Linked DNA regions of Homo sapiens: region 2 is linked to region 1. A link is a loop called in an ENCODE intact Hi-C map of the cell type or tissue named here. Cell type or tissue: CD14-positive monocyte. All regions are shown on one strand. Links, peaks and the distances in the headings refer to the core of each region. The heading gives the core; the rest is flanking DNA. Region 1 overlaps FAM114A1 (family with sequence similarity 114 member A1). Region 2 holds the start of KLHL5 (kelch like family member 5).

Evidence for each region. Hi-C counts contacts between places; a loop is a spot of excess contacts. Peaks named below come from ENCODE experiments on the same cell type or tissue, not always from the same donor. Only the 100,000 strongest peaks of a DNase experiment are listed, where the experiment ranks them.
Region 2: it touches region 1 in a loop (2.4-fold over the local background); 5 of 110 quality-filtered maps call a loop at or near these places.

The regions. Positions count from the first base shown.
Region 1 is chr4:38,870,887-38,887,175 of GRCh38, forward strand. FAM114A1 (family with sequence similarity 114 member A1) reads left to right here. Exons shown (of 15, transcript NM_138389.4): 3 at 7,185-7,540. The coding sequence starts at 7,193. Among named protein-coding and RNA genes, the nearest start is that of MIR574, 11 kb to the left of the region's middle. RefSeq lists an enhancer at 13,828-13,997. In CD14-positive monocyte, for the core only: a CTCF peak has its summit at 2,780; no DNase peak of the experiment used is centred there; H3K27ac peaks cover 347 bases.
Region 2 is chr4:39,048,413-39,064,701 of GRCh38, forward strand. It overlaps KLHL5 (kelch like family member 5), which reads left to right and starts at 13,820. Exons shown (of 11, transcript NM_015990.5): 1 at 13,820-14,623. The coding sequence starts at 14,241. In CD14-positive monocyte, for the core only: no CTCF peak of the experiment used is centred there; no DNase peak of the experiment used is centred there.

The DNA of each region.
Region 1 (16,289 bases), core at 904-5,903:
AATGATTACATTTCCCCCATCATGATAGCATCCACAGTCGATAAAGTTCTACCAGAACAACCAAACAAAAAATAATTTTTTTTCGTTTTGATTTGGGGAAAATTAGACCTGTAACAAGTAGAGATAAATATGGATTAGAGATACACACAATTAGAAATTGAATTAGAGCTGATCTTGCATGGCTTTCTTTTTTTTCTTTCTTTTTTTTTTTTTTTTTTTTTGCGACAGGGTCTCACACTGTCACCCAGGCTGGAGTGCAGTGGCATGATCCTGGCTCACTGTAGCCTCTGCCTTCCAGGTTCAAGCAATTCTCATGCCTCAGCCTCCAGAGTAGCTGGGATTACAGGCACATGCCACCATGCCCAGCTAATTTTTTTGTATTTTTAGTAGAGACAGGATTTCACTCTGCTGGGCAGGCTGGTCTGGAACTCCTGGCCTCAAGTGATCTGTCTGCCTTGGCCTCCCAAAGTGCTGGGATGTGAGCCACTATGCCTGACCGATGACCATTTTTAAATTTAACAGATGTAAAGATCTAGTATTAATAAAATTTATAAATTATCCATAAATATTTTAAACAATAATCTATAAATATTTTAAATAATAATCCATAAATATTTTTTGACAATAGTCCATAAATATGTTTTAACAATGCCTGTTTAACATCTTACAGCTGAGTTTCTGGGGTATTTCTGAAGGGATGGTTTGTGTTGGTTGAATGCAGAACAGCCACAGAGAGGAGTTTTACTGCAGTACTTTTTCTACATTTGGGATAAACTGACCTAAGGTAATTTGGCCATCAGAGATAGGTAAGGGCTCTAGGTTTCCTCCTCTGCAACTTCCCTACCAAGAGTTAAATTACCATGAATCCAAGTTCACTGATGGAATTCTGCCATAAACCCACACATGTATTAGCAAACAGGCTTAGTTAACCAGTCTGTTCTTATAAGCTCAAGGAAGTCCTAGCTCACTGTCCTTTTAGGCCTGTGTTCTAGAGGCAGGACTCAACTAAGCTTCTAGTCACCTTCAGGCTTTGGAGTCCTGCATTCAGCTAGAGAACCTAGAAGAACGCTACTCCAAAGGGTAAGTCAGCTGCTGGATTCAGTGCAATCTCATGTCTTGGGTATAGAAGCAGAGAAGGCACCTGTACGTTATTTCTTGTCGATCCACATACCTGAGGCATCTTTCATGTCACCAGTGAAAAATTATTTCTCATATCCCTTATGCTAATTAGCATACCCTGGAGTGCCCATCAGAGAAGACGGTAGATGAACCCTCTAAAAAGAGGTGGTCACCTCATTACGGATTTTTAAGTGCTTACTAAAGACCCCTGGATAGTATATTCCTGAATAAGGCACTTCAAATGTCATCCAGCCACCCTTAGGGCACAAATTAAAACTAAGTAACATGCACGTGTCACATAGTATATGCTGAACTATTTTAGGATACTTCATGAACAAGATAACAACACATGAGGGCAAGGCTTGTACATTTAGGCATCCATAATGGTTTTTATTTACCCATAAGTGTTTATCACAGCCAGATTTACTCTGATGTTCCTGCTTATAGAAAACTGAAATATTTTGGGACTTCCTAATAATCCAGATTAATAATAAGGATTTTCAAATTACCTTACAAAGAAATAAAAATATCAGACAATGTCTACCATCTACCGATTTAAAAAAATGAGAATAAAAGTGATGGCAAGGTATCATTTATTCATGAACCCATTCTCCTCATTGTTGTGTCCATACGACTCATGTGAGGATAATAAATTAAGACAGGGAAATCTTTAGGCCATGGCAATCAAGCAAAGTCCTAGGCCATGGGTAAGCAGACATTTTCGGAAACCGGCCAGATAGTAAATATTTTAGGCTTTGTGACTTTGCAGCCCATATGGCCTGTGTTGCAATGACTCAGCTCCGCTATTGTAGTGCCAGAGAAACCATGACGGTCCCATATGTAAACAAAGGGTGTATCTCTGGTCCAATAAAACTGTGTTTACCAAAACAGGCAGAGGACAAGAGTTGGCCAGCAGACTGGTTTGCCAACACCCTGTCCTAGGCTAGTCCTGATTCAGAGAGAGGTTTTCACAAAGATTTTGTAAACTTCCAAATGACAACAGCCTTTTTAGCAGCCCCCATCAATTCTACTCACCTCCCATAAACCACCCACAATACTACCCCTTCTCTATACAGTGGGTTTCTATCGTTCTTTACTATTTCAGCTAGGCTTGAACCTGGCTCCTTGACAGCCCACGGCCAACCTTGAATATCCTAAACTTTGTATACCAGCTCAAGGGAAGTCTGCATTCGTTGCCATTCTTACATGTAGACTTGTTTACAGGAATATTATCACTGAATTCAAGGTCTGGCAGATATTTTTGCTTACACAAATACATTCTAACTCAATTAACTGGGAGGTGAAGGAAAAAAGAAAGACAATACGGAAATGTCAAGTCATTTGGAACCATCTGCTGTAAGAGAGCTCCTGAGTGTCTGTACACAAATATTAATCTAACTCAACAGGCATATTTGTTGAGCTTCCTACTATGCACAGGAAGCCATGCCAAGTACTATGTAGAATATGAATACAAAACAAGGAAGGTCTTTGTCTTTATAGAATTTACAAATCATAGGAAAAACTGAAGCAACTCTAATCAAAGAGGACTTTAACTGTCTAAAGTAAGATAAACACAAAATGCCCTCAGAAGGGTTCAGAAGGAAAATGTTCAACCTGGAGGAACAAAGAATGGAGGAGGCGGTTATTTTAACTGGGTCTTCAATGTGCAAAAGAACAACATATGGAACTAACAGCCCCCGAGGGTCTCTTGTGGATGTGCCAGGCATTGCACAGATATTTACACTGTCTCATTTAAGGTTTTATAGGAAATCGTGGGAGGTAAGCCTGGTGGGATCAGAGCACAGAGGTCCCTGGATACTAGCTGAAGCATGTGGCCTCATCTCAGGAGGGAGAGGAAGGGGAAGCTCCTGAGGATGTGTGAGCAGGAGAGCCATGTAATTAGAGCCGTGAGGTGAAGGATGGGAAGTAAGGGGAAGAGCTGCAGTGAACAGGGGAACCCAATACTGAAATAGTCATCATGAACCATAATGAGGACCTTGCCATGAGAATAGGAGTAAAAGAATGTAGATAGATTCTCAATAAAGAGCCTCTAGGATTTGGCCACTGACTGAATGTAAGAAAAGAGGCAGATGGCATTGCTGATAGGGCTCTGATGTGGTTCAGTCTCAAAGTCAGACACGGGTTCAAATTTCAAATGTAGAATTTACTAAAAGTGTGACTTCTGAGCTTCAGTTTCCTCGTCTGTAAAATGGAGCTGATAACATTCAACTCACAGGAGATAATACATTTAAAGAGCATGGATACAGTAAGCACTCAATAAATGATAGCTGTTGATACTATATATTCTTGAGAGGGTGAAAGCGTGGTAAATGACAGCTCTGAGTTATTGGGAAAATCTATGTGTGAGATGGTGTCTCATTATGGTTTTTATTTGCATTTCTCTAATGATTAGTGGTGGTGTGCATTTTTTCATATGCTTGTTGGCCACCTATATGTTTTCTTTTGAGAAGTACCTATTTATGTCATTTGCCCATTTTTTAATGGTTTTTGTTTTGTTTTTTGCTTGTTGATTTAAGTTCCTTACAGATTCTGGATATTAGACCTTTGTCACATGCATAGTTGCAAATATTTTCTGCCATTATGTAAGTTGTCTATTTATTCTGTTGGTAGTTTCTTTTGCTGTGTAGAAGCTCTTTTGTTTAATTAGCTCCCACTTGTCAATTTTTGTTTTTGCTGCAATTGCTTTTGGAGTCTTTGTCATGAAATCTTTGCCAGGGCCGATATCCAGGATAGTGTTTCCTATGTTCCTAGGTTTTCTTCTAGAGTTTTTATAGTTTTGGGTTTTACATTTAAGTCTTTAGTCCATCTTGAGTTTATTTTTGTATATGGTATAAGGAAGGGGAACAGTTTCAATCTTCTGCATATGGCTGGCCAGTTATCCCAGCACAATTTATTGAATAGGGAGTCCGTTCCCCATTGTTTGTCATTGTTGGCTTTGTCAAAGATCAGATGGTTTAGGTGTGTGGCTTTATTTCAGAGTTCTCTATTCTGTTCTGTTGGCTTATGTGTTTTATTTTTGTGCCAGTACCATGGTGTTTTGGTTACTATAACCTTGTAGTATAGTTTGAAGTTGGGTAGTGTGATGTCTCCAGCTTTGTTCTTTTTGCTTAGGAATGCTTTGTCTATTTGGGCCCTTTTTTGGTTCCACATGAATTTTAGAATATTTTTTTCTAATTCTATGAAAAACATCATTGGTAGTTTGATAAGAATAGCATTGAATCTGTACATTGCTTTGGGTAGTATGGCCATTTTAACAATAATGATTCTTCCTATCCATGAGCATGGAAAATTTTTCCATTTGTGTCATCTCTGATTTCTTTGAGCATTGTTTTGTAATTCTCATTGTGGAGCTCTTTCATCTCCCTGATTAGCTGTATTCCTACGTATTTTGTTCTTTTTGTGGCTATTGTGAATGGAATTGCATTCTTGATTTCACCGTCAGCTTGGACATTATTGGTGTATAGAAATGCTACTGATTTTTGTACATTGATTTTGTATCTTGAAACTTTGCTGAAGTTGTTTATCAGATCTAGGAGCCTTTGGGCAGAGACTATGGGATTTTCTAGGTGTAGAATCATATCATCTGCAAAGATAGTTTGTCTTCCTCTCTTCCTATTTTATTTCGTTCTCTTGTCTGATTGCTCTGGCTAGGACTTCCACTATTGTGTTGAATAGAAGTAGTAAGAGTGGGTATCCTCGTCTTGTTCTGGTTCCTAAGGGGAATGCTTCCAGTTTTTGCCCCTTCGGTATGATGTTAGCTGTGGGTTTGTCATAAAAGGCTCTTATTACTTTGAGATATGTTCCTTCAATGCTTAGTTTGTTGAGACAGAACATTTTTATCACCACCGAAAGTTCCATTGAATAGTGCTGTTCTACATGATATCAATAATTTGTAAGCTTTAAAAGAGTTTTCTGCTTTAATGGCTACATTCCTTATTTGGTTTCTACCTCACTTCTTACCCTTTAAGTTTATCCTTGACTAAACCATGGTCTAGACCTTCATCAGCTGGTCCCCAACAAGGAATACTGTGTGTGTATAGGTCTCTTTCTCACTGTGAATTTCTGACAAAGATGTTACAAAGCTAAATGGCAAGTATTTTTTTTGATAAGTGCTCAGGTATTTTCTAGACTTATTCTTTTTTCTTTTTTTTTTTTTTTTTTTTGAGACGGTCTCGCTTTGTCGCCCAGGCTGGAGTGCAGTGACACGATCTCAGCTCACTGCAACCTCCACCCCCCAGGTTCAAGCAATTATTGTGCCTCAGCCTCCTAAGTAGCTGGGACTACAGGTGCATGCCACCATGCCCAGCTAATTTTTGTATTTTTAGTAGAGACAGGGTTTCACCATGTTGGCCTTGGCTGGTCTTGAACTCCTGGCCTCATGTGATTCACCCACCTCAGCCTACCAAAGTGCTGGGATTACAGGTGTGAGCCATTGCACCCTGCCTTCCTATGCTTATTCTCATTATTGCTACAAATATAATTAATAAAGCCAGAGTCAATAATTTTAAAGATACAGGTATTACTCTTAGTTCCCATAGGCGTAGTCTTTCATGCCAAGTAAGAGCTCCAGGAAAGTTTAAAGATAGCCCTGTAGGTTTCTGTTAGCTTCCTATCAGTGCTGTGACAAATTACAACTAACTTCACGGCTTTTGCCAACACAGACTTATTCTCTTGGAGTTCTGGAGGTCAGAAGTCTGAAATCAGTGTCCATGGGCTAAAGTCAAGTTGCTGGCAGCCTGATTCCTTCTAGAGTCTTTGAGGGGAGAGTGGTTTCTTTTCCCTTTTCAGCTTCTGGTGGCCACCCATATTCCTTGGCTTTGGGCCCCTTCCTTTATCTTTGAAGTGCGTCACTCCAGCCTCTGCTTCTGTCATCACATCACCTTTTCCTCTTTGTAATCAAATCTCCCTCTGCCTCCATATGATAAGGACACTTGTGATTACATTTAAGGCCAACTCAGATGATCTAAAATAATCCCCTCATCTCAAGATCCTTATCTTACTCACATCTGCAAGGTCCCTTTTGTTATGTAAGGTAACACTCACAGGTTCCAGGAATTGGGATGTGGTTATCTTGGGGGCCATTCATTATTCCAGCAGTCCCCAACCTTTTTGGCACCAGGAACTAGTTTTGTGGAAGACAATTTTCCCACAGATCAGCAGAAAGGGGTGCGGGGGAGATGCTTTTGGGATGATTCAAGCACATTACTATTGTGCACTTTATTTCTATTATTATTACGTTGTAATTTATAATGAAATAATTATACAACTCACCACAAGGTAGAATCAGTGGGAGCCCTGAGCTTGTTTCCCTGCAACTAGATGCTCCCACCTGGGGATGATGGGAGACAGATCATCAGGCATTAGATTCTCATAAGGAGTGCACAGCCTAGATCCCTCACACGTGCAGTTCACAATAGGGTTCATGCTCCTATGAGAATCTAATGCCACCACTGATCTGATAGGAGGCGGAGTTCAGGTGGTAATGCGAGCGATGGGGAGCAGCTGTAAATACAGAGGAAGCTGTGCTCACTCACCTGCCACTCACCCACTGCTGTGCAGCTTGGTTCCTAACAGGCCATGGACTGGTACAAGGAATAATGCAGGGTTGGGGACCCACAAGGTTACATAGAGTATTGGTTAAAAAAAAGTTTGCCCTGGCCGGGCGCGGTGGCTCACGCCTGTAATCCCAGCACTTCGGGAGGCCAAGGTGGGTGGATCACCTGAGGTCGGGAGTTCGAGACCAGCCTGACCAACATGGAAAAACCCCGTTTCTACTAAAAACACAAAATAAGCCAGGCGTCGTGGCACATGCCTGTAATCCCAGCTACTCGGGAGGCTGAGGCAGGAGAATCGCTTGAACCTGGGAGGCGGAGGTTGCAGTGAGCTGAGATCATGCCATTGCACTCCAGCCTAGGCAACAAGAGCGAAACTCCGTCTCAAAAAAAAAAAAAAAGTTTTCCCCTACCAGATTTATTTATCCAGGGCTTTGAATTGAAGCTTAACAATTCGATGAAAGCATGAGGTGTTTATAATTGTGTTGACAGATACTAAAATGTCTGATGATGCTGGTGACACCTTAGCCACTGGAGACAAAGCAGAAGTTACTGAGATGCCTAATAGTGATTCTTTACCTGAGGATGCAGAAGTGCATTGTGATTCAGCTGCAGTTTCACATGAGCCAACACCAGCTGACCCCAGAGGGGAGGGGCATGAAAATGCAGCTGTGCAGGGTGCAGGGGCTGCCGCCATTGGGCCCCCTGTGCAGCCTCAGGATGCCAACGCCCTGGAGCCCCCTCTCAATGGAGACGTGACTGAGGATACACTTGCTGAATGTATTGATTCCGTCAGCCTTGAGGCAGAACCCAGATCCGAAATACCCCTGCAAGAACAGAATTATCTGGTAAGAATGGGTCATTCAATTCACTTCGGCCTAAGTTCTTGCTTATATCTACCGTGTGCAGAGCTAGCACCAAGCTCTGTGGGTGGGAATTGGGAGTTCAAAATGTACTGTGACATCCCCTCTGTCATCAGAAATGTGTAGTGAGATTAGACATATATAAAAATAATTTGTCATAATATTTGCATTTTGATAAGTGTATTATTAACAGTAACAGCCACCAATTATCAGACACAAGCCGTGTGCCAGGCACTCTGCTAGCCACTTTCTATGTTATGTAATTCACTCCATCAACAGTTCAAACCTGGGTATTACTAACTCCAGCTTATACCTGTGGCAACCAGGCTCAGAGGTGGTAGCTTGTCCTGGGCTACTTGGTTGTAAATGGAAAACATTGTAATATCACACATCATGACTCCAGATAATTAACAAGCCTGATTCCACCCTAAACAAGTCAATGTTTCTTTAAGATCACTTAAAATCTGATGTATATTTACAAGTCCATAGTGGAGATCTTCAGCCTTCAGATCACTGTTTTATCATCACACATCACCTTCCAGGGGAACAGAGGCAGAATGCACTCATCACCCCTCCCCTTTCAGTGCCTGCACCTATCTCTCAGGGTATGAGATAAGCCAGATCTCCCTGTTGGCACCTGGGCCACCAAGAAGACTATCCCAGCAGGGTTTTCCTGGAGCTTTCACCTCCAGCCATGTGGGGCCGGGCAGGGGTGGGAGACGCCCCGCATTAAAGAAGGAGACAGGCTGCTCTCCTCATCCTGTCTGGAATGGACTGCCTTCTAGAAGGGTGGTGCAGGAGGGAGGAATTGGGGTCTTCCCTCAGCCAGGCCCAGCCCTGTTCATCCTGAAGTGTGCCACCACAGATCACCCCCTTGAGGTGACTCTGCAGCATGATGTGAGGGACAGGAACTAAACAGGGAACTAGGGGCCCTGGGCATTCACCCTCCAATCTATCATTAACTCCATGAGCTTGGGCCAGACAAACTAATGTCTCTGCGCTTCAGGTTTTTCCTCTATGAAGTGAAGAATTCTCACATGAAGACTTTGATGCATCCTTCTGACTAATGTTTTATGACTCCTGTATTCAAGATTGGGCTACCCTCCCACCCACTTTTCTCAAGGGGTTTGACCCTCAGAACTGTCTGCGATGGGCTTCCTCAGGGGCAAGGTGTTTCCCTTCACTGGAAGTGTTTAAACAAAAGCTGAACAGTCATTTTGTAGGGATGTTATGGAAGCAATTTGAGGACCAGCTGGGAGTTTGAATCAGATAGGGTAAACATAACACAAAATTTTGTTTATGAGTTTCAAGAGGTCGCTGACCCTTTGAAGCCATCCATAGATGCCCTAAATAATTAAGGGCCCCTAGACCAGAAGTTCTCAACTTCAGCTGAATGTTACCAACCACTGGGGGAGATTTAAAATGTATTGAAGCCTGGGCAATGTGGCGAACCCTGTCTCTACGAAAAATACAAAAAATTAGCCAGGCATGGTAGTATGCACCTGTAGTCCCTGCTACTTAGGAAGAGGCAGGAGGATCACCTGAACCCAGGTGGTCAAGGCTGCAGTGAGCCGAGATTGCACCATTGCACTCCAGCCTGGGCAATGACAGTGAAACTCTGTCTCAAAAAAATAAATAAAATAAAATAAAATAAAATAAAATAGAGTAGAATAGAATAGAATAGAATAGAATAGAATAGAATAGAATAGAATAGAATAGAATAGAATAGAATAGAAAATATTGATGCTAGGGTCCCAAGCCCAAGGATTCTGATTCAGGAATGGGGCTTGGACATCAGCAATTTTTAAAAGTACCCCAAGTGGTTGTAATGTTTGGCCAGGATTGAGAATAATTAGTTTAGGCTAAAGAATTTTCAAAGTCCTTTTTATGATTCTTTGAGTAAGTGGTCTTCAGTATCATTCCAGCTCTAAAATGCTGTGGTGCTACAATAACACTTCAAAAGTATCTGGAGACAAGCCCTTTCATTCTTTTGGCTACTAGGACACTTTTTCATCCATTGATCTTAGAACAACAACAATAGCAATAACAGCCACAAAACACATAGGAAGTAAAAGTGGGACATTAATAAGCCGCAGGTTTGGCAGTTTGCATGGTATTGGTGAAGAGATGGACCACTAGATTATGTCAAGAATCAGCCCAAATAGGAAATGGCAGAGTGAGGATTTGAACAGAGTCTTCCTGACTCCAGAGCCTGCTTTGCCTCCACACTGTCTGTCTCATGTAGGGAGCTATGGTTCCCAATTTTCATCCTAAGTGCTACTGTTAACAAATATCTTGGTACAGTAAGAAAAATATAACTTAGCCACACCATTATCACCTAAGATGACTTAAACTATACAAGCTCTACTAATTCAAAATCCATACTAATTCAAAATCCATATACATTCCAATTTCAGACATAATAATTATAACAGGACTGTTCATGAAGATAGCATAGTAAGGCCGGGCACGGTGGCTCATGCCTGTAATCCCAGCACTTGGGGAGGACGAGGCAGGTGGATCACTTGAGGTCAGGAGTTCGAGACCAGCCTGGCCAACATGGTGAAACCCCGTCTCTACTAAAAACACAAAAATTAGCCAGGTGTGGTGGTGCATGCCTGTAGTCCCAGCTGCTTGGGAGGCTGAGGCAGGAGAATCTCTTGAACCTGGGAGGTGAAGGTTGCAGTGAGCTGAGATTGAGGCAGTGAGCTGAGATTGAGCCACTGCACTCCAGCCTGGGTGACAGCGAGACTCTGTCTCAAAAAAAAAAAAAATCAGTATGCTTCTACCACATTTGCCTTAAATGTTTTGGTCAAATGGAATGAATCTTGCTTTGAAAACACCTTATAAACCTCCTGAATGCTACAGAAATTGAGCTGGTTGGTAACAGGTACTCCACCTTCCCCACCCCCTACAACACTGACAGCATTTCAAGGACCTTGGAAAGGGGAGAAATTCCTAATAATAGAGCACCACGGAATTACCTGGATGGAAGTGCAAACACTGGCCACAGAGTCGGGCCCGTGGCTCTGGATGTATTGTGTTGGGTCAGAAGCTCAGAGGGAACAAAGGAGTGGGGACAGTACCTGTGAGTTTGTTTTAAGAAGGGCAGGAAAGCCGATAGGTTGGCTGAAAGGGCCTGGAAGAGAGGATATCACTTTCACCCAGGTCTTATTTAAACCATTCTACGTAGGTGCAAATTTAGTCTCTTTTTAAAGATTACCAGGAAAGGGGATTCTACTGTCTCTCTTAGTAGCTTATCCTTTTATTAGAAGTCAATTTTATGCCTAGTCTTTGATTATTGTTCATTTTTTTCTATTTTATTTGCCTCTTGTTGCATACTCATAAGAAATCATTTTGCACTGATGAAAACAACTCTTTCCCTGTTGCTCCAGAGCAGAGTGAATTGTACAAAACAAATTCTTGAATCTAAAGTTCATTACAAGGTGGTTGTTTGGATTGAACACAGGCTGCCCCTGAGGAATGGCAGGTTCTGCAGGAAAATAGCCAAGTGCAAAAGCCTATTTGACCCCATGTACATCTACACCTGATAAATTCTCATCAGCCCTTTAAAAAAGTTTCTGACCAGGGCCGGGCGCGGTGGCTCACGCCTGTAATCCCAGCACTTTGGGAGGCCGAGGCGGGTGGATCATGAGGTCAGGAGATCGAGACCATCCTGGCTAACAAGGTGAAACCCCGTCTCTACTAAAAATACAAAAAATTAGCCGGGCGCGGTGGTGGGCGCCTGTAGTCCCAGCTACTCGGGAGGCTGAGGCAGGAGAATGGCGTGAACCCGGGAAGCGGAGCTTGCAGTGAGCCGAGATTGCACCACTGCAGTCCGCAGTCCGGCCTGGGCGACAGAGCGAGACTCCGTCTCAAAAAAAAAAAAAAAAAAAAAAAGTTTCTGACCAGGTGCAGTGGCTCACACCTGTAATCCCAGCACTTTGGGAGGCCGAGGGGACCGGATCACCTGAGGTCAGGAGTTCGAGACCAGCCTGACCAATATGGAGAAACCCCGTCTCTGCTAAAAATACAAAATTAGCTGGGCATGGTAGTGCATGCCTGTAATCCCAGCTACTCGAGAGGCTGAGGCAGGAGAATCACTTGAACCCGGGAGGCGGAGGTTGCGGTGAGCCGAGATTGCACCATTGCACTCCAGCCTGGGCAACAAGAGTGAAACTCCATCTCAAAAAAAAAAGTTTCTGTGAGGAATGCTTGCTTTACTAAAAAAAGAAAACGGGCAGAATAGACTTTGAGGACGTACTTCTAAGGCACATTAGATTTTGTGATAATGCGCATAAATGTGTGTGTGGTGTGTATGTGTATGCATATATATTTGTAAGTACCTGGATCTGGATCCCCTTAAAATCCACATCATTAGGCTCACATTTGCCTCAGGCAGCAAGGCCACCATAACTTGGCAGATGGGGTGTTGCGACTAGCAGGTGGCCAGAGTCAAGGAGGAGGCCACCTTTCTGGCTGGCACCTCTGTTTTTAAGGACCACACCATTTATGCACTCGGATAAACTATCTCTATCTTTAGGGCTTCTTTGCTTTCTTGTCCTTTCTGACATACAGACTCAGAAGCCATTGAATTGAGCCTTCTCCTGTAGGAACCCACTCTACAACCTCCGTGAGAAATGGTCCTCAGCATTGGAGGTTGGACCGGATTCTCTAAGGCCTCTGCCAGCATCATGACACAATGCATTATGCCCAGAAATCTGGGTGGTGTAACTATCTTCAGGATGCCTACAGTCTAGTTGGGGGAAACATTGTTGTATGAGAGCAATGATTACATGTCCTCTAGTACTAGATAGGACAGGCACAAGGGAGGCTTTAGACAGAGCATTTAAATTCGTCTTAAAGAATCAGAGAAGTCTTCAGCCTCAATTCAAAGATGTTTGTCTTGAGTACTGGTTGGGAGTAACATTTGTTCCCAGAGCTCTTATGGGACCTTATTATATACTAGCCAGTCAACCCTTAAAAGACCCAATCTAGATTAAATTTCTCTGAATTCTTAACACCAAGAAAGGTTACCCAGAATTTTTAAAATGTCATCCCTACTGCTCAACACCAACGCATAAGGCCGATTATGGAGAAGGTCAAGAATCCCAATGTTAACACTGTTGAGTACTCTCATGGGAAAACATGGGAGTGTGGACCACCATGGATAGTTCTCTCCCTAAAAAAGGAGAAGCAGAATGTTTAAATGCCATAAAGTTATGGTCAAGAGAGACAAGGAGTAGGGGACACAGGCTGAGACATGACAGCATTTAGCCTCCTAAACCGGATGAGCAGAGTTTTCTCCGGTTCTGTTTGAGTATTTTCCCTTTTTGGCCTGCTCTAAAAGGACAGAGTTCCCTACTGCCTACGTTCCTTATTCTGTGTTCCCTGAACGGTGACACCCAGTTTTGGCTTGGACAACCAGGTGGATGGAGGTGCCATTCTGCCATAGAGAGCAGTGCTTCCCAGATCTGGAGGTGTATTGGAATCATGTGGGGAGCCTGTTAAAAATTCAGATTCCTGGGCTCTACCCTAAGAGATTCTTAGGCACAAGATCATAGTGGAAGCTGAGACTCTATTTTTAATGAATTCCCCCAGGTGACACTCTTACAGTCAGTCTGTGGACTAGAGTTTGGGAACCACTAACACTAGGACACAGCAAGAGCTAGTTGGGGTACGGGGAATAATTGAGAAGATGGTGAGTTCAGTTGGTTTTTGGTTTTTGGTAGAGACGGGGTCTCCCTGTGTTGCCCAGGCAGGTCTGAAACTCCTAGACTCAAGCTCTTCTCTCACCTCAGCCTCCCAAAGTGCTGGGATTATAGGCGCAAGCCACCGCACCGGCCTGAGTTCAGTATTAAATATGCCATGCAACATCCAAGTGAAGATACTTTGTGGACAGTTGGTTAAAATGGTCTGGAGAGATAGGTGATTCAGAGGCTATCAGCACCTATGTGGTTATTTCAGTAATGGAAGTGGGTAAGATGGCTCAGGTGTTAACATATAAATAACAACAGAGGCCAAGCCCTCAGCCCTGGAAGGTTTCTGTCTCTAAGCCAGTTTGGTTGGGCACAGCTCTTAGGGTTTTGTTTTGCTTTTTAAATAGATTATGGTAGCTAGCAAAGAATTTATAGTACAATCTCACCACTACCACATTCTATAAGCGAAATCAAGTTTCAGATCACATTGTACCACACTGACATTTTTAAATGAAACGGTAATTAACAAGAGAGTTGAAAATGGTGTATGAGAACTCTTTCTCATGTAGGCTTGAGAACATCCCATTGTTTAGGTGCTTTGATCACCATCTTGAATGAAAGGTTTACTCAAGGCAACTGTCTGGATTTCAGAGCTAAGGTTTCTTCCCTGATAGCTGGCATCAAGTCACCAGAATTCCCCAGAGTTGAAAGATGGATGGAAGACCATTTACACAGGGCAAAATCCTTTGTAACACCCTATTCATATAAAACTGGGAGGAGCAGAAAATATACTTAACTATTTACACATCTTGAATACTTTTAAAAATTTTTATTTATATTTATTTATTTATTTGAGATAGGGTCTCCCTCTATCGCCAGGCTGGAGTGCAGTGGCATGATCTCGGCTCACTGCAACCTCTGCCTCCCAGATTCAAGTGATTCTCTTGCCTCAGCCTCCAGAGTAGCTGGGACTACCGGCATCTGCCACCATGCCAAGCTAATTTTTGTATTTTAAGTAGAGACCAGGTTTCACCATGTTAGCCAGGCTGGTCTTGAACTCCTGACCTCAGGTGATCCACCCATCACGACCTCCCAAAGTGCTGGAATTACAGACATGAGCCACAAAGCCCGGCCCCGTCCTGTTTTAAAAAAATAGTCTCTCTCTCTCTCTGTTGCCCAGGCTGGAGTGAAGTAGCAAGATCATAGCTCACTGCAGTCTTGAACTCTTGCATTCAAGTGATCCTCTTGCTTCACCTTACCAAATAGATAGGACTACATGTGCATGCCACCACGCCTGGCTAATTTTTTAATTTTTCTGTAGAGACCAGATCTTGCCATGTTGCCCAGGCTGGTCTTGAACTCCTGGCCTCAAGTGATCCTCCTGCCTCGGCCTCCCAAAGTGCTGAGATTATAGGAGTGTGCCACCGAAGCCAGCTCCTTGAATACCTTTATTTTTACCATCTAGAACCCCTTTCAGATATTGAGAATGCTAGTAAATAGTCCACCATGTGTACCAATTAAAACCCATTTTTGCAGTTAGGTGTGGTAATTGGTAAAGCATCAGATGTTACCAGATACAGATAATAGAACCTCTATAAATAGCTGCCTCCAGAGTATGGCTTTCCTGATTAGAATGCTGGCTGACCACCCTGGACTGTGCATATTTTATTGGAATGCTGACAGCACTTGGATTGTAGGTTAATTTGAGAAGCACCCATAATGTCACAATATGCATGTAGAAGCATTCTAATGTAAATAACTGAAATCATACTAAAAGATGGTAAAAAGGAAAAAAAGTGAGAGTCAGAAGATAGGCCATCAGAATAGAACACTCTAAGGCAGATGTAAAAGTGGGTGAGCTTTGGATGCTACCGAGAGGTCAAGTAAGTAATAAAAAGACTAAAATGAGTCCGTGGCTTTGACAACAGGAAGCCACTTGACCTTGATGAGAACGATTTCATGAAGTAGTGGCACAGGAGTCTTGCTGTGGAGGGAGGATGGACAAGGGAGGTGAATACAGAAGATAAGCACCTTTTTTTTTTTTTTTTTGAGACAGAGTCTCACTCTGCCTCCCAGGCTGGAGTGCAGTGGCACGATCTCAGCTCACTGCAACCTCCGCCTCCTGGGTTTAAGCGATTCTCCTGCCTCAGCCTCCCGAGTAGCCGGGATTACAGCATGCGCCACCACACCCGGCTAATTTTTGTATTTTTAGTAGAGACGGGGTTTCACCTTTTTGGCCAGGCTGGTCTCAAACTCCTGACCTCAGGTGATTTGCCCACCTTGGCCTCCCAAAGTGCTGGGTTTACAGGTGTGAGCTATGGTGCCCGGCCACTATAAGCACCTTTTTTAAGAGACAAAGAAGAAAGATGTGGAGCAGACACCAGATAAGTTTGAAAGACACATTTTGTTCATGTCGTGATTTTCATTTGTTGGCTTTAAGATAGAGGAATCATGTGCATGATTAAATGTAACCTATATAGAAAGCATGTATAGAAATGTAGCCTGGGCCGGGCACAGTGGCTCACACCTGTAATTCCAGCACTTTGGGAGGCCGAGGCGGGCAGATCACCTGAGGTCAGGAGTTCAAGACCAGCCTGGCCAACAAGGTGAAACCCTGTCTCCACTAAAAATACAAAAATTAGCCGGGCATGGTGGTGGGTGCCTGTAATCCCAGCTACTCAGAAGGCTGAGGCAGGAGAATCGCTTGAGCCCAGGAGGTGGAGGCTGCAGTGAACCAAAATCACACCACTGCACTCCAGCCTGGGAGACAGAGCGAGACTCCGTCTCAAAAAAAAAAAAAAAAAAGGAATGTAGCCTGTACAGGGAAGCAGCTTGCATAGAAAAAGGCCGAAAAGCTAGGAGAGAGTAAAACCAACCTAACCAGATCGGGAGATGTGTAGGTGGAGGTGCTATGGTACCTAAGAGGAAGGTGCATTTCCATAATAATGAGAGGGAGGAAGTAATTGTGAATCGCAGGGTAGTGTACTTAATTTGTGTTTAGATGGGTTTTTGGTGTAGGCCTGTGTATATTTTGT
Region 2 (16,289 bases), core at 4,605-9,604, 180 kb after region 1:
GCTGAGTATACCAGGCAGGATAGATTATGCTGTGGTAACAAAAGAACTCTCACATCCTGTTGATTTTAAACAGCAAAGATTTTTTTCTGTTATACTACATGCTGAAGCAGGTCAGCAAGAGAACTCCATTACAAATGGTCAGTCTCAGGCTGTTGGAGGCTGTATCTCAACACATGCTTCCGCAGTTGTTAGGACAGGGAAAAGGATGTGGTGATTTTACATTGGCTTTTTTTTTTTTTTTTTTTTTGGAGATGAAGTTTCACTCTTGTTGCCCAGGCTGGAGTTCAATGGCATGATCTCAGCTCACTGCAACTTCTGCCTTCCAGTTTCAAGTGATTCTCCTGCCTCAGCCTCCCGAGTAGGTGGGATTACAGGCGCCCACCACCATGCCTGGCTAATTTTTGTATTTGTAGTAGAGACGGGGTTTCATCATGTTGACCAGCCTGATCTCCAACTCCTGACCTCATGATCCACCTGCCTCAGCCTCCCAAAGTGCTGGGATTACAGGTGTGAACCACCGCGCCTGGTGTACATTGGCTCTTCAGGGCTTCTGTCTGGAAGTGACACTTAACTTCCACTGCTATTTCATTGGCCAAAAGTCACTTGACTACACCCAACTTCAAGGAGATGGGGAAATGCATTTCTACCATGTGCCCAGAAAGAGGAGAACTGGAATAGTCTGTGAACGGTCTTAATGACTACTAAAGAGGCTTCAGAGTCCCATGAGCTAACACAGAATCTAAATAAATCAAAAGCCAAATATGTCAGTACAGTATTCTATTTAGAAAATAGAAAACAGCATTTCTTTGTGTATGTGAGTGTGTTTAAACAGAATTATGCTAATGAGAATTATGAAGAATGTCTTTTATTAGTTTGAAATGAAATGCTTTTGAGAACTTCACAATTAAGTTTGTTATTTTGGCCAAATGAATTTCATTCTTTTTAAATTGTATGTCCATTCAATAAACATTTGTTGAATGTGTATAAGGGGCCAGGTGTAGTGGCTCAAGACTGTGCAGTCCCAGCACTTTGGGAGGCCAAGGTGGGAGGATTCTTCAGTCCAGGAGTTTTGAGACCAATCTGGACAACGTAGTGAGACCCTATGCCTACAAAAAATAAATAAAATTAGCTGGGTGTAGTGGCATGTGTCTCCAGTCCGAGCTTCCTTGGGGGCGGGGGTAGGGAGGTGAGATGATTGATCATTTGTGCTTGGCAGGTCAAGGCTGCAGTGAGCCATGATCAGGCCACTGCCCTCCAACCTACGGGACAGCAAGACCTTGTCTCAAAAATAAATAAATAAAAAATAAATAAATAAATAAATAAATGAAAGTGTATAAGGCACTGTGTTAGGCCTGTGAGGATAAAAAGATAAATGAGGGTCGGGCATAGTGGCTCACGCTTTTAATCCCAGCACTTTGGTAGGCTCAGGTGGGCAGATCACCTGAGGTCAGGAGTTCGAGACCAGCCTGGCCAACATGGTGAAACCACATCTCTACTAAAATTACAAAAAATATTAGCTGGGCATCATGGTGCACGCCTGTAATCCCAGCTACTCCAGAGGCTGAGGCAGGAGAATCGCTTGAACCCGGGAAGCAGAGGTTGCGGTAAGCTGACATCACGCCACTGCACTTCATCCTGGGCGACAGAGTGAGACTCCATCCCAAAAATAAATAAATAAATAAGTGGGGAGTTTACAATCACAATAGAAAATAGCTATACTTGAGTTTTCTCTCCCTTTCTCTTTAAGGCATCATTTACAGTATGTAAATGATGTGTATACACACATATATAAAATAGTGAAAAATACTAAATATATAAACTGTTACACTTTGTTCCTCTCTGCCTTTTTGGACTTAAGGAGTATTTCATGACAAATTAAACAATGTTACTTAAATTAGCATAAGCAAAAGAAATGTTATGTTAGAAAAGGAATATAGTTTGTATCAGAGTCCAAGGGCAAGAAGTACAGCTGGGCCTCAAAGCAACTGGCACCAATAACAGAAAGCTAGGAGCTAGGGCTACTTTCTCTCTCTCCAAGTCTATATGATTTCTTGCTAGTGTCTCTCTCTGCACATGTATTTCTTTCTTCTTTTTCTCTATTGATTAATTTTTCTCTATTTTGCTGTTACATGGATGTTTTAATCTAAGAGTTTATGAACTTGAAACTAGAGGCTTTAACAATTTCAGACAATCTAAAAATGTTTAAGTGCATTGTCTTTGTAAGCTCTTAACCACCAGACTTAGGAAATAATGCAGTTGACTCTAAGGTATAACAAATTAGTGTAATTGACAACTTTATAGTAGAGAAAGAGGCAGTTATAATAGCTTTCAATCAAAGAAACCGAGGTGCCATGGAAAGTTCTACACAATTAACATGAGCTTGCAAATTCTAGTGAGACAGGCTGATTATGATAATCAGGATAAGAAGGTATAACTGGATCTGACTTAAGTAACTACGATATTCCCTCCCTGAACACTGGCAAATGCCATCTCCATTGTAATCCTTTCATCCATCCCTTCTTCCTCTCCCAGGGTAAGGATTGACTGAATTGTCTAACTCTTATAAGTCATCTGCTTTGATCCTGATACAGAGCTTCCTGGCTTCTCCTCATGGGTAATAATGCAGGAAGAACGGCACATGTAATATACTACCTAGCTCTGCTCTTTTCTTCCATCCAAACTGGTCTCCTAGACACTCTTTATCTGGACATTTTACATTTTAACATGCTATTATCATATCTCTTCACCAATTTAATCTAATTTTATTCTCAATAAATTTCTATCATTTTCTGTTAGACTCGTGTATGTAGCTTCACTAGCAGAATTCCCTTGCATTTTCAAACTACGCGATAATCTCCTTTCTTCCTGTTTGAAAAATATCCATAGCTTCACCTCATCAGTGGCCGAAGAGATTAACTATGGGGAGATGGTATATGTTACCTGAAGAGGATTTCCCAGAAAAAAAAAAAAAACAAGAATATGAGTAAAAGCTGTGTATGAGATTAGATTCAGGTTGTAGAATATCTGGAATGTCATATTAAGACTCTTAGACACTTGTTTCTGTGCAAATGAAGGGGTTTTCTTGGGTTTAACTAAACTTCAAATTCAGAAAGCTTGTTTACTCAGAAGGCTATCAGACAGGAATCATAGTTTGCCAGCAGGGCAGCATCAAATGTTCCTCCTCAGTGGGAGTGATTTTCACAGCAGTCCACGCAGGCAGCTCATAGCCATCTGGGCAGCACCTCAGAGGAAGCTCACACTAGGTGGTGCAGGAGCTGCCTTGGCTTAAAAAAAGAAAAAACAAACAAACAAACAAACAAACCAGGTCCCACAGGAGCCAGTGTCTCTTACACAACTCCATAGACTGAGTTTCCAGGGTTCTGTAAAAGCTATGCTAATTAAAAGAGCCATCACAGGGAAGTCAAAGCTATAGCTTCCTTATGAGGTATTTATGGTTCATTTATAGTTCTTGAGTCTTGATGCAAATTTACTAATCACAGGGATCATTTTTACTACAAGTAGTGTTACCTAATAACAGTTGAGGTACCTAGTTTTACAGATGGCCAGGGAACAGAGCCAAAAGAGTTAACTGAAGCTTAACTCTACTCATACTTGTATTATCTGCAGTGCCTTTCATTAAGAAGTATTCCATAATATTTCTTTTGCTTATTTTGATGTAGTGTTTTTACTCTTTTTAAATTTATTATTATTGTTATTATTATTTTTGAGACAGAGACTCGCTCTGTCACCTGGGCTGGAGTGTGGTGGTGTGATCTTGGCTCACTGCAACCTCCGCCTCTCAGGTTCAAGTGATACTCCTGCCTCAGCCTCCCGAGTAGCAGAGATTACAGGTGCCTGCTACCACGCCCAGCTAATTTTTTGTATTTTTACTAGAGATGGGGTTTCACTATTGGCCAGGCTGGTCTTGAACTCCTGACCTCATGATCTGCTCCCCTCAGCCTCCCCAGAGGGCTGCGGATCACAGGTATGAGCCACCACACCTGGCCCATTTACTCTTTTTTATAATGGAGAAAGTGAAATAAGTTGAGAGGAAGGTGAGCCTGGAAAGGCAGGCAAAGACTACTAGATCATTAAAAATCCTGAATTCCATGCTAAAGATCTTAGCTTTTATTTATCTTGTAGCTGATCAAAAACAAACAAAAGTAAATGTTTTAAGTAGAGTGATGTAGTCAAGAATTGCACTTTAGAAGGCTACTTTGGCGATAGCATGGAGAATAAGAGAGGATTTAGACTTGAAGTTGGTTGGTTCATTTCTACTTAATATTTGCCTTTCTTTGGGGAGCTATTTCTCTGATAAGCAGAAAGAAGGAATACTCAAGTCCGTGCTCCGCAGGAGTTTAGAATTGATGGCCTGGTTTCTGCATGGTTCTTTGGAGAGGCCTGAATCAGTTTGTCCTAAATTTATTTGTCATCTCCTTCCCCCCATTGGAGTTTGGGAGGACTACTCTGAAGTGCCTCCTAAGAACATTGGATTTAATCTAATGCATGATTAACACTAAGAAATTCTAGCCTCGACTGATCTCCACTAATCTCCATTTGACCACTAACATCCTCATTTTGCTTTTTGCTGAAGTTAAATTATTGAACAGGTTATTGGTGGCTTTTCTTTGGGTCTAGTTTTAGGGCAAGCTAGGCAGTTTCTTTAATGGTTAACTGGTTTAATTAACATTTGTAGTGATTAACCATTTCTAATTATGAGCAGTTGAGAAATAGTGCTTCACATTTTCTCCTCTTTATTGCTTTCACTGCCCATTACTACCCTTTCCCTACCTGACTTATGCTGTTCTAACAAAAATAGATAATTTACAAAATCTGGATTGGTCCTACAGCAGAATCAAGTTGATCTGTGATTGGCTCATTATGTGATCAGAGAGCCCAGGCAACTTTAATTGATTATACTTGTGTCTGGAGAGTACTGATTCATTATTTTTCAGAAAAAATTTTTTTTAATCTCCATCACCATAAAGCTACGTGAAAGACAGAAACACTTCTGGATTTGGTTGAAGTCAGTAAAAGACAAATTTGTGGTTATCCAGATTGTTACTTTTTATGGCACATAAGATAATTGGGTGTCTCAGCACATGCCAACTGTAATGGATCAGGCAAGAATTTAGCAGTGGTTTTCCATCATTTTTTTAATGATATTACAGTTTTCTTCCTTGTGCACAGCAAATATGTGCTTAACACTGACAAAAATCTAAGGAGTGGATAGCAAGGGAACCTTGTGTTTTACCAGTCATCAAGCTGAAGGAATGTTTTCAAAAGTAACGATTTTGTTATATCATAGTAGTATCAGCTGTAATAACTTTTACAGGTGAGCTTAAAATAAAGGCTATATAATATTAATTTAGCTGAGTTTTAAAATGTCCCTTGCTTTACTACCAGGTATCAGTACTGATAGGTAGTTGTGGAATAAAACGATTCTTTTGATGTTACTGTGGGCCAGTACTTTGTAAGAAACAGCAGCAGCAATTGGGAGGGAGCTAAGTAGGGAGAAATCTGTGAGGCACTTGTACTTGGTGAATAAATGTCATTTTGGCATTTAACTGCAGTTACGATGAACTTAATTTAAGTTTCTTCTTATTTAAGAAATCATGTGTTCCTTAAGTATTCTGTTCCCCCTCCCCGCTGCCTTTTGTGCCTTACTTGCTTTTAGTTTGGTCAGATATTATCGGCAAAGAATTTGTCTGTTCTGCTACTCTCTACTAGACATCTAACCTTGTCCAAGTCAACTATACTCTCAATCTACTTCCTCATTTGCACAACTACTCTACCTGCCTCACAAGGTATTTTTGAGTAGTGAATGAGAATACTTCTTGCTTTGAAAGCAAGAAGCACTGTGGTGTATTCGAAAGTATATGGTTTTTAGGGTCCATCCTGGACCCTGCCACTCACCAGATATAGGTATTAAGTCAGGTTAATTAATCTCACTTCAGTATCTTCATCTATAAGGAGTGGTGGGCTGGGGGCAGGAATGACCCCTGTTGGACAGAGTTTTTCTGACAACAAAATGCCCCAGTCAGTGTAAAGTATTTTATATATTATTGTGCTCATTTGGGCACTTAAGAGATAGTAGCTGCTGCTATAAATCCTGACCGTTACTCAATACTTAGATGTGCCACTTACTTAATCCTATTACTGAAGAGAGAACTGAAGACAAAGGAGGTGAAGTGATTTGCCCAAATTATACAGCTAGCTGGTGAGTGGCTTAGCTGTTGACTCAGGCTCTTTCTGCTGTGTCACTTAGGCTACCATTAATAAGTGATAATGTGGGAAAATAACAGCAGAAGCGCTCTCCACCAACTGCTTCTGAACTGACTTACAGCTCTAACTTGAGGCACACTCTTCTGCTGTAAAATGTACTTACTGATAGCATGGGCCAACTGAACACTCATGGGTAAGCAGGCAGCTCCATAGCTGACCTGTACATCTCTGCTTACTCGTTGAATTGAGTACTTACCAGAAGTTGGTTCTGTTTATTCACAAACCTGTTTTTAACAGTTATACTTGTTATAGTAATTATAAAACATTAGTAAACATGTAAATTGATGAAAGTGTAAAGAAAAGATAATTCTTCCTATGAAAATTAAGTTGAATGCTTTGGGATGCCTCTATATAAATGAGTTATTTTAAAAATTCTATCAAGTTGGATAAAGGCTGGATAATTCTAAGAGACTAGGGAAAAAGTCATCAAAGTCTAAAGCAGGGCCTGTCAAAGGCCATCAACCAGCTACCTGGTCTTCAGACTACTAGGGGTCCTCAAGAATATAAGGAGTGCACATTAGAATATTAATTAACTACATTAGGCAAACTAATGCACACTGGTTCAGCAAATGTTTTGTTTTCATGGTGAGACTTTCTCCTTGAAGAAAGCGATGCATTAATTTACAATCTGGCACAAGTTTTTCCTGTGGTGGACAGACCACTGGTCTAATGGATTCTGTATTCATATTATTTCAGAAGTGCTTTTAAGTTCTGTTTCCATTTATAGAAACCATAAGTGGAAATCATAGATGATGGATCATTGTGGGTACAGCTTATGCAAGACAAAGGACCCAAACTCAGTAGGAGACCCCTATCAAATATATGGCATTAACCCTATATGAAAAGATTTACAAATGAATGTGCATGTATATGTTCAAGTTAAAATAACATCTTTAAAGGAATGTATTTATTATTTTTATGATTATTGACTTTTTTCTTTAGTGGACCATCTACAGGTTTCATCTGAAAAGGGGGCTTTCACTGTACTCAGAGTTCCAGGTTGACTGGAAATAAATCTTTGACCTCTGCAGCTGTCTAAGCTTGCCTTGCTATATCTTAGCTTATCATATGCATTCTGTGTGTATCTTCGTCATGCTGTATTATAATTTTTAAATTTAATGTCAGTTCCTGCATTGTACGTGATATGGTAAAGGGACATAGTTTAGTTTAAAGGTTAAAGTTTACTCCATTTACTTTTTTTGCCTTGATTTTTTTCCTCTTGATCTTCCCTCGTATACTTATAGGTATATATTACAGTGATTTATTTAGGATACACAAAGAAATAAAATCCCTATATTACATGGCTTTTACCATGAAGTCATCTTCAGTTTTCAGCATATATCAAAGTCCTTGACTGCTTAGTTTTCAGTCTACCATGTGGTTTGTAGAGCCAGATGTCTTGGTATAATACAACTGAATTTAAATTGTGTGTGTGTATGTGTATTGTGTCAATCTTGCCCTGTTGCCCGAGCAGCCGTGCAATGGCACAGTCTTGGTTCACTGCAGCCTCCACTTCCCAGGTTCAAGTGATCCTCCTGCCTCAGCCTCCTGAATAGCTGGAACTACACTGCATCCGACTAATTTTTGTATTTTTGTAGAGATGGGGTTTCACCATGTTGGCCAGGCTGGTCTCGAATTCCTGACCTCAAGTGATCCACCCTCAGGGGTGCTGGGATTATAGGCATGAGCCACTGCACCCGGCCTGAATTTAAATTTGACATTTTAAAATTTTCATTTACCAATTAAATTAGAAGTATTTCCCAGTTGTTTTTAACAAAGTGAAAGATTTAACATGGTGCTAGAAATCTTAGTTTTGAATTTCAAACTATAAGTTTTTTTAATTACAGAAGAAATTTTGGTGCCATGTGTTTGTGGTATCGAGTGAATAGAATACAAACATAACCAAAGATAACCAGTGTTAACCCAGGGCTCACTTGTTCACACTTTAAATTTCCGGTTTCTTAAATAGATTAATTTTTGGCTCTAGAGTCCTATCCTAGCTGTTTGATTGCTTGATATATAATTAAAACCAAACATGTCTAAAGCCTCACTCAATCCTCCTGAAACAATATCCTTACCTCCTTACTTATGTTAATTTTAGTGTTCTTCTTCCAGTCACTCAAATTTGAAAATGCTGTCATCTTTGACTTTTTCCTCTCCATTTGCCACAGCCATCCTATAAGGTCTCTGTAAAATCTTCAACTTCAACCGCCCTTTCAGATCTTGTTGCTTCCAGTCAAGTTTGAGCTGTGCCTCTCACATGGTAGAGTTTTCTAATTTGTTTCCTTATGAGGTATCTTCCCTTGTAAATCCATTTTTCACCATTGCCAAATTAATCTTAAGATATTATCTGTAAATCCTCACCTCAAAAACCTCAACTTCAACCAAATAAAGGACATACTTACCTCTTCTTAATTCAGTAAGAGTTTCATTCAAGACCCTCTGTTGCTGGATTTTAAAATCTTTCAAGTCAAGAGCTGTGCCATTAATTTATTCATTTTTTAAAATTTAAAGTCAGAAATTATTTAAATACCATGCACTGTACAGGTTGTTAGGGATATAGTGGTCCCTGTCCTAATTGATTTTTGTGGTCTATTTCCTTATCTTTGCATTCTGTTCTGCTTACAGAACAAAAGATTTGTTGCATTTACAGAAATACAGGATATTTTTTACATTTTTAATGTTTGCTTTTTATGAGAATGGAGAAGCAGTACAGAATATCTGGTATATTTCTAGAATTAAAGTCAAGGTTAGTAAAAATAGATCTCAAATCTTTTAGGGTAAATAACTGAAATTTTCCACCATCATACATTTTTAAGTGTTAGGGAATTTACATGTTGGTAGAATTATACTAATATTCAAATATTTTAAATCAAATTCTGATAGACCTAATTTGACAAAGTTTAAAAAGTATCCCTGAATTATTAAACTTTGGAGGGTGCTTCAAAATCATGCAATGCAACTTACTCTTTTTATAACTGAGGAAAAACAGAGAGGTGAGAGCTGCTGGGTTAGTATGGTAAAATTCTTGATTTTTTTAATGCAGTGCATATCACACACTTAAAACTTTAGAAATAGATTTATTAAAATTGATGAGCCATAAATACTGTTATCTAAAAAACTCTATGTGAAGAGAGATTGATGTAATTATGATTACTAATATAAACTAGTTACCAAATAGCCATGATTTAAGTTGAGTGAAGACATAGCTTTAAAAGCCACACTGTTGAAGTGAGCTCACCTTCAGTCTATCTTAATGACATTTCAGTGTTTCTATTGTAATACTGAATAGTGTCATCTTTTAAATTCACAGACAAGATTTGAGCGGTTTTGAAACAGAAGTTGCACATGGGTCCTTTAATTACATTTTGAAAAATGTATTCATAATTGACACATATTATCTATTTTAAATAATACGTGAGCTTTTGTATCTCAAGTTTAACCTGAAATAAAGCAAGGTTATAAAATTAGAGGTATAGAATATAATTTTGTAATTAGTTTGAAGAAAGTGTGTCCATTTGAAAAGACATCTGTTTAGCCATTGGATTTCAAGTGATAGAATTTTATGCCTTAAGAATGAATAGAAAAAAGAAATTCTTAGAATAACATTGTGATTTTTCTCCTAAGTTGAAAAAATACCGTACGATTTTGTCAGCCAGGCAGCGTGGCTGTAATCCTTGGACTTTAGGGGGCCATGGCGGGTGGATCACTTGAGCTCAGGAATTCGAGACCAGCCTGGGCAACATGGCAAAACCCTGGCTCTACAAAAATTAGCCAGATGTGATGGTGCGTGCCTGTAGTCCCAGTTACCTGGGAGGCTGAGATGGAAGGACCCCCTGAGCTCGGGAGGTTGTGGATGCAGTGAGCTGAGATCGAGCTACTGCACTCTAGCCTGTGTGACAGAGTGATACCCTGTCTCAAAAAATATATATATATTTTGTCACCAAGGTAAATGTGTCTGTAATTTTAAAATTAGATTCTTTATTTTATAATTTAAAAAATAGTATAAGTATATACTTTTATTATTGCTCTTATAATTGTTGGATTTTATTATAGCTCTTATAATTGTTGAATAATTTATGTATTCATTAGAGAAATATTTATTGAGCACCTACTGTCTCCTAGGTACTATTCTAAGTGCTGGGATTACAGTGATAACCAAAACAAAGCCCCACTTAAGCTTACTTTGTAGTGAGGATAAAGACAATAAGCAAATAAACATCTAATATGCCAAGTGGTGGTAACTGCTATGAAAAAAATTAGGAGGGTCAGCGGGCTTGTGAATGATGAGTCTAATTTACAGAGAGTAGTCAGTGAAGACCATTTTGATAATTTAATAATGTAATGATTTTTAATACGTATTGATCGTTTATAAATAATTTTCCTGGGAAATACTTGGCATCAGAGCTGGACAAATTTTGGGGCAAAACAATTTTATATTGTTGGTGAAAGTTGTCGGAACAGAAAAAAAAGTGTTATTTAAGTGAATGCTGAATTTCATGCCATAAAGGCATTAATGTTTAAGCTTACTTCATATTTTTATAAAGAAAATATCAGAAATATAAGAACTACAGATCAAGAAGATAAAGACTGATAACTTAATAGAAAAAAAAAGGGGCCTAAATAGCCACTTCATGGAGGATATCCAAATAACCAATAAACATGAAGAGTTATTCAGCCACATTAATAATGAAGAAAATGTAAAGGAAAACCAAATGGGATACCATTACACACCTGTCAGAATGACCAAAATTAAAAAGAGAATATGGCCAAGCACGGTGGCTCACGCCTGTAATCTCAGCATTTTGGGAGGCCGAGGTGGGCCGCTCACTTGAGATCAGGAGTTTGAGACTAGCCTGGCCAATATGGTGAAACCCCATCTCTACTAAAAAAAACAAAAATTAGCCAGGCTTGGTGGTGCACGCATGTAATCCCAGCTACTCAGGAGGCTCAGGCAGGAGAATTGCTTGAACCTGGGAGACGGAGGTTGCAGTGAGCCGGGATCACGCCACTGCACTCCAGAAACCCTGTCTCTAGTAAAAACATAAAAAATTAGCTGGACATGGTGGTGTGTGCCTGTAGTCCCAACTACTCAGGAGGCTGAGGCATAAGAATTGCGTGAACCCAGGAGATGGAGCCTGTAGTGAGCCAAGATCACACCACTGTACTCTTGCCTGGGTGACAGAGTTAGATTCTGTCTTAAAATAAAACAAAATAAAATGCACATACCTTCAACCCAGCAAGTCCACTCCTGGCAATAAATTCTGTAGATATAAAAGCCTCACAAGGATGTTTCTTTCAACATTATTTTAATGGCAAAAACCCAAAAACCTGAAATCAACCTGAATGCCCATTAGCAGGGAGATAGTTTAATAAATTGGTTTTTTTACAGTAATGAAATATCATGTAACTCTTAAAAAGATTATTAATTTATATTTCCATGTATATATAAAATTAGGTGAGAAGAGCAAAATGCTAAAAGATGAATACAATATGATCTCTTGTATAACAATAGCAAATCTCTTATATATGTGTATATAAGTTTGTCCATGATTTATAAACATGGAGAGAGGTGTGAAAGGCTATATGTACCAAGCTTGGCGTCAGCAATGATTACCATGGGAATGAGTGGAGGAGGATTGGCAAAATAAAGGTATCATTTTTCATTGCCAGATGTTTGCTGTCTCTGGCCCCTGCACACTCAATGCCTATAGCACTCTGGTCATTCCAACAACTAAAAATCTACCACCACCACCACCACCACCACCTATTTTCCAGAAGCCTTTAGGAGCAGGTTGATGCTTCCCTTGTTGAGAACCAGCTACTTAGAGTAACTGAAGTGTTTACAAAGATGATAGTGCCTGAGCTAAATCTTGAAGGATGAAGTGTGTTTTTTAAACCAGAGTTTCTCTGGGAGGCAAACAGTGTTATAAAAGAGGGAACACCATAATGTAGACTGCCTTGACCAATGAAGTGGTGTGTCTATGTTGGAAAATGGTTAGAAATAAAGTTGGATAGCTAGAGTGAAGTTAGAAGGATGTTGATCAGAAGGAGTCTGACAAAGGTGAGAGGAGAGGGGAAAGTGTCATTTCACTCTCTAATGCGTCCTGCACAGTACTGCCAAGTTAATTTCCTAAAACATTGTCCTGTTCAACAGTCCATTCAATAATGTCTTTGCTGCTTGCTCAAGGCATTTTATCTCATCGTATTCATCTAACTTTATCTCTTACTACACCTTAAAATTAATTTGGTATGGCTGGCTGATCAAACTGATTATTTCCCACTTCTTCCTTGTAGATATGCCCACTTCATGCTTTTATTAGAATCTTTTTCTGTAGAAATCTATCATTCTACCTAAACAATGTTTTACTATTCTTAGCAGCCTTCTCCCTAATGAAACTGGCCCATACCACTCCATTGCCATCCTGATATCTCCTTTCTTTCTTACAGTTTGTATGGTTTTTCCCGTATTATTTAGCATGAAATCATACTTGGCTTTTTATGCTTCTCATTCTTGTTTCTCTGAATAATTTGTATTAAGATAGACACCTCACAATATTTTTGTAAGCCTCCAAAGTAGTTTTTGTTTTTGTTTTTTGGTCAGCTTAGATAGGCATTGCCTTTTGTATGGAATTAGTTGATAAAGGAGTAAATACTGAGCACCCTGAAAACTCAAATTCTGCATTGATAGATCACACTTTAATATTGCAGCATTTTAATGTTTCTTATTTTACCTTATCAAATATTTTGTATTTGGTTCAATAGCTAGATTTAATTATTTTGGGGGTTAGGAACCAAGATATATATATCTCTGTGTCCCTGACAATGCCTAGTAGATTGCATTGTTCACAATAACTACTCAGTATTTTTGAGTTTATTTGTATTTGCTTTATCAATTTGCCTTAACTGTAACCATGTTCAAACCATTGTTTGTTTTGCTAACAACAGAGGGCACCATTAGGGCACTTGTACACCCAATAGTCCTATCCCAGTCCCTGGTAGCTTTTTTGAGCCGCACTTTTCCTTTTCCTAAGTAATGTCATAGAAATTTGGATGTTACACTAACTGGCAGTGGCCCATTTCTACTTATAGAGAAATCCTGGCCTCAGTTTATTTGAAAAAGAGTATTTGTTACATTTTGATCCTTTGTAGTTTTCAAACTTTTTATTCTCCTCATTATTCTTTATCCAAGTGAAATCTTACCCAGGATCTTACTGTATTAATTAGATCCATTTGTTTTCTGAAGGGAGAAGATAGAGGTGAAGGCAATAGTCTGGAGCCCCACCTTTGTACTCCGCTTTCCTCCTCATTCCCCATCCAAAGAGCACACCTGGAAAATCACCATAACTCATCTAATTTTACAAATGCTTTTTTAAAAACTTGTTTTGTGGTATTTCACTTAGGGACTTAGTTTAGAAATAGAAACATTTTAGTTTTAAAGTGATTATTTTTAAGTACAAAGGGAAATGCTATAGAATACATTTATTGTTTCAGCAATGAAAGAGTTAATATACTAAGCAGCAGAGACTGAGATACTGCAACGGGGATAGTGTTTTCTGTCTCTGTCATTTGTGGTTTAAGAAAAAGGGGGTGGTGTTCTGCATTTGAAAGGACTTTAATGAATGCTGTCAGTGTTTGTGAGACCTAATGGTCAGTATGGGAAAGGAGAGCCGGGAAAGTGGTCTAGCTGCTTCAGGATAGGTGGATGAGAGTTTGCTCTGATTGAACGGAATGTTCCACCGTGTTTCATCTTTATTCATTATCCTTTGTTCTTTAAAATCTGATATATTGGCATAAAAGTAATTGTAGATATATATATGAATGTGATTTATTTTCCTTTACATATTTTTGTTGTGTACAGCAGGGCATATACTTCTCTTGTCTTGGTTGGATGCACAAATCTGTGTGCAGTGCTTTTTGCCCGTTGCCTAGACGATCACTTGGTTTCTCTGAGGATGTCTGGTTCTCGTAAAGAGTTTGATGTGAAACAGATTTTGAAAATCAGATGGAGGTGGTTTGGTCATCAAGCATCATCTCCTAATTCTACAGTTGACAGCCAGCAGGGAGAATTTTGGAACCGAGGACAGACTGGAGCAAACGGTGGGAGAAAGTTTTTAGATCCATGTAGCCTACAATTGCCTTTGGCTTCAATTGGTTACCGAAGGTCCAGCCAACTGGATTTTCAGAATTCACCTTCTTGGCCAATGGCATCCACCTCTGAAGTCCCTGCATTTGAGTTTACAGCAGAAGATTGTGGCGGTGCACATTGGCTGGATAGACCAGAAGTGGATGATGGCACTAGTGAAGAAGAAAATGAATCTGATTCCAGTTCATGCAGGTTGATTATTTTCTTACTGTTAGAAAAGGGGTGTGGGGGTATGGCTCTATAATGTTTTTAAATAATTTAGTATTTATTATTTAAAATCTGATTATATATGTACATCTGCATACATATATATAATATCTTGGTATGAACATGTGATACTTCTGCTAGGGTTTTTTTAATGTTCTAATAGTCTGTAAAATTACAAAGACAACAAATAGCATTCATTTTGAAATATCTTGTGTTCTATATATAGATCTGGCTCAGCTTTGAAAATAATATATAGTAGCAATTTCATGTATCATTGCCTGTGGTTTGCTTCATTCATTAACCTTCTATATTCATATCAAAACTATAGAAGATATTTCTATAGTATGAAATTTTATGTGACATTTTAGTTTATAACAGATGATAGAGTCATTTTTTAATTTAATGAAAAGGAAAGGTTTTGCAAAGAGATGCACATTATAGTCACCAATTTTTTGACACAATTGTAGTTGTCAATAATATTTTTCTTATGGTTATTTCTCTTTGTCCTGTCTGTGTTACAGCTCTCCAGACTAATATAGAGAATACTAAGTAACATGTCTCTAAGATGACAGCTACTAATTCCTGTTACCTTCACTTTCACTGAAATGTGTGCTATTTAGGGAAATGAAGGACATTCCTCCAGGAGAGTTTAAGGGAATGTAGAGGGGCTAGATGTGATTATCTGGTGAAAAGGGGACAGGAAGAAGGGGAAATCAGTTAGAAGAAAGAAAATAAGGAAAAAAATAGGTAATTTCATAGTGACTTTATCTACCTTTATCTTGGAATCTGCCTTTATCTTTGAAATGGATTTTCTTATTCATCAGTTTAAACTACAATAAGATTATATAACAACTTAGAGCATGAAAGTCATCTTTCTGATTAATCTTCATTCGAAAATATTTCTAAATATTTAAAGGCACAAATAGCTTATCATTTGTCTAATTTGATTATTATATTTTTCTCTTAAAATTTCTGTGCAGCTTTTGATAACACTTGTAATTTGTAAGTTGGTTATTAATGATGTAGGTGTCATATGGATTGAGACAAAATGAATTTATATATTTAAGTGTCTCTTACTTGAGGATATTTACCACCTTTTCCTCTTCTAACCTTAAGAATGTGGACTTGGAAGGATAAAAAATGTTTACTCTAGTCATCTGTCATCTTCTGTGTAATGGAGAGAGGGGAATATCTGTATGTAGGTAAATAGTGTATTTAATTTAAATTTTTTTTAATTAGTTCATGACTTGGCATTATCTTAAGGGAATAGAAGCCACTAATTTAATTTGGAGATCAATTGAGCTAATGTGGTTCATTGTTTGTATTTTCTTTGGAGACTTGTTGCCATAAAGAGAACAATTTATATAGTAAAAGATTCATCATTTTTGTGGAGAACCAAAGAGTAAATGTTTCATTTGAAAATCAATATATCAAGAATATTTTAACAAAATTAGAAAAAATAAAACATTCATTTACCAACATAAGTAAATTCACATATAAAACTCTTAACATGTTATCTACTACTGGAGAAATTATAATGTGAATATAAAATTTTTATACATGTGTAATCTTGGAAAAATTATACACACATTGGTTGCTATAATTCCTTACAACAAAGGTAGTTTGCATGGCTAATGATTACTGAAATAAA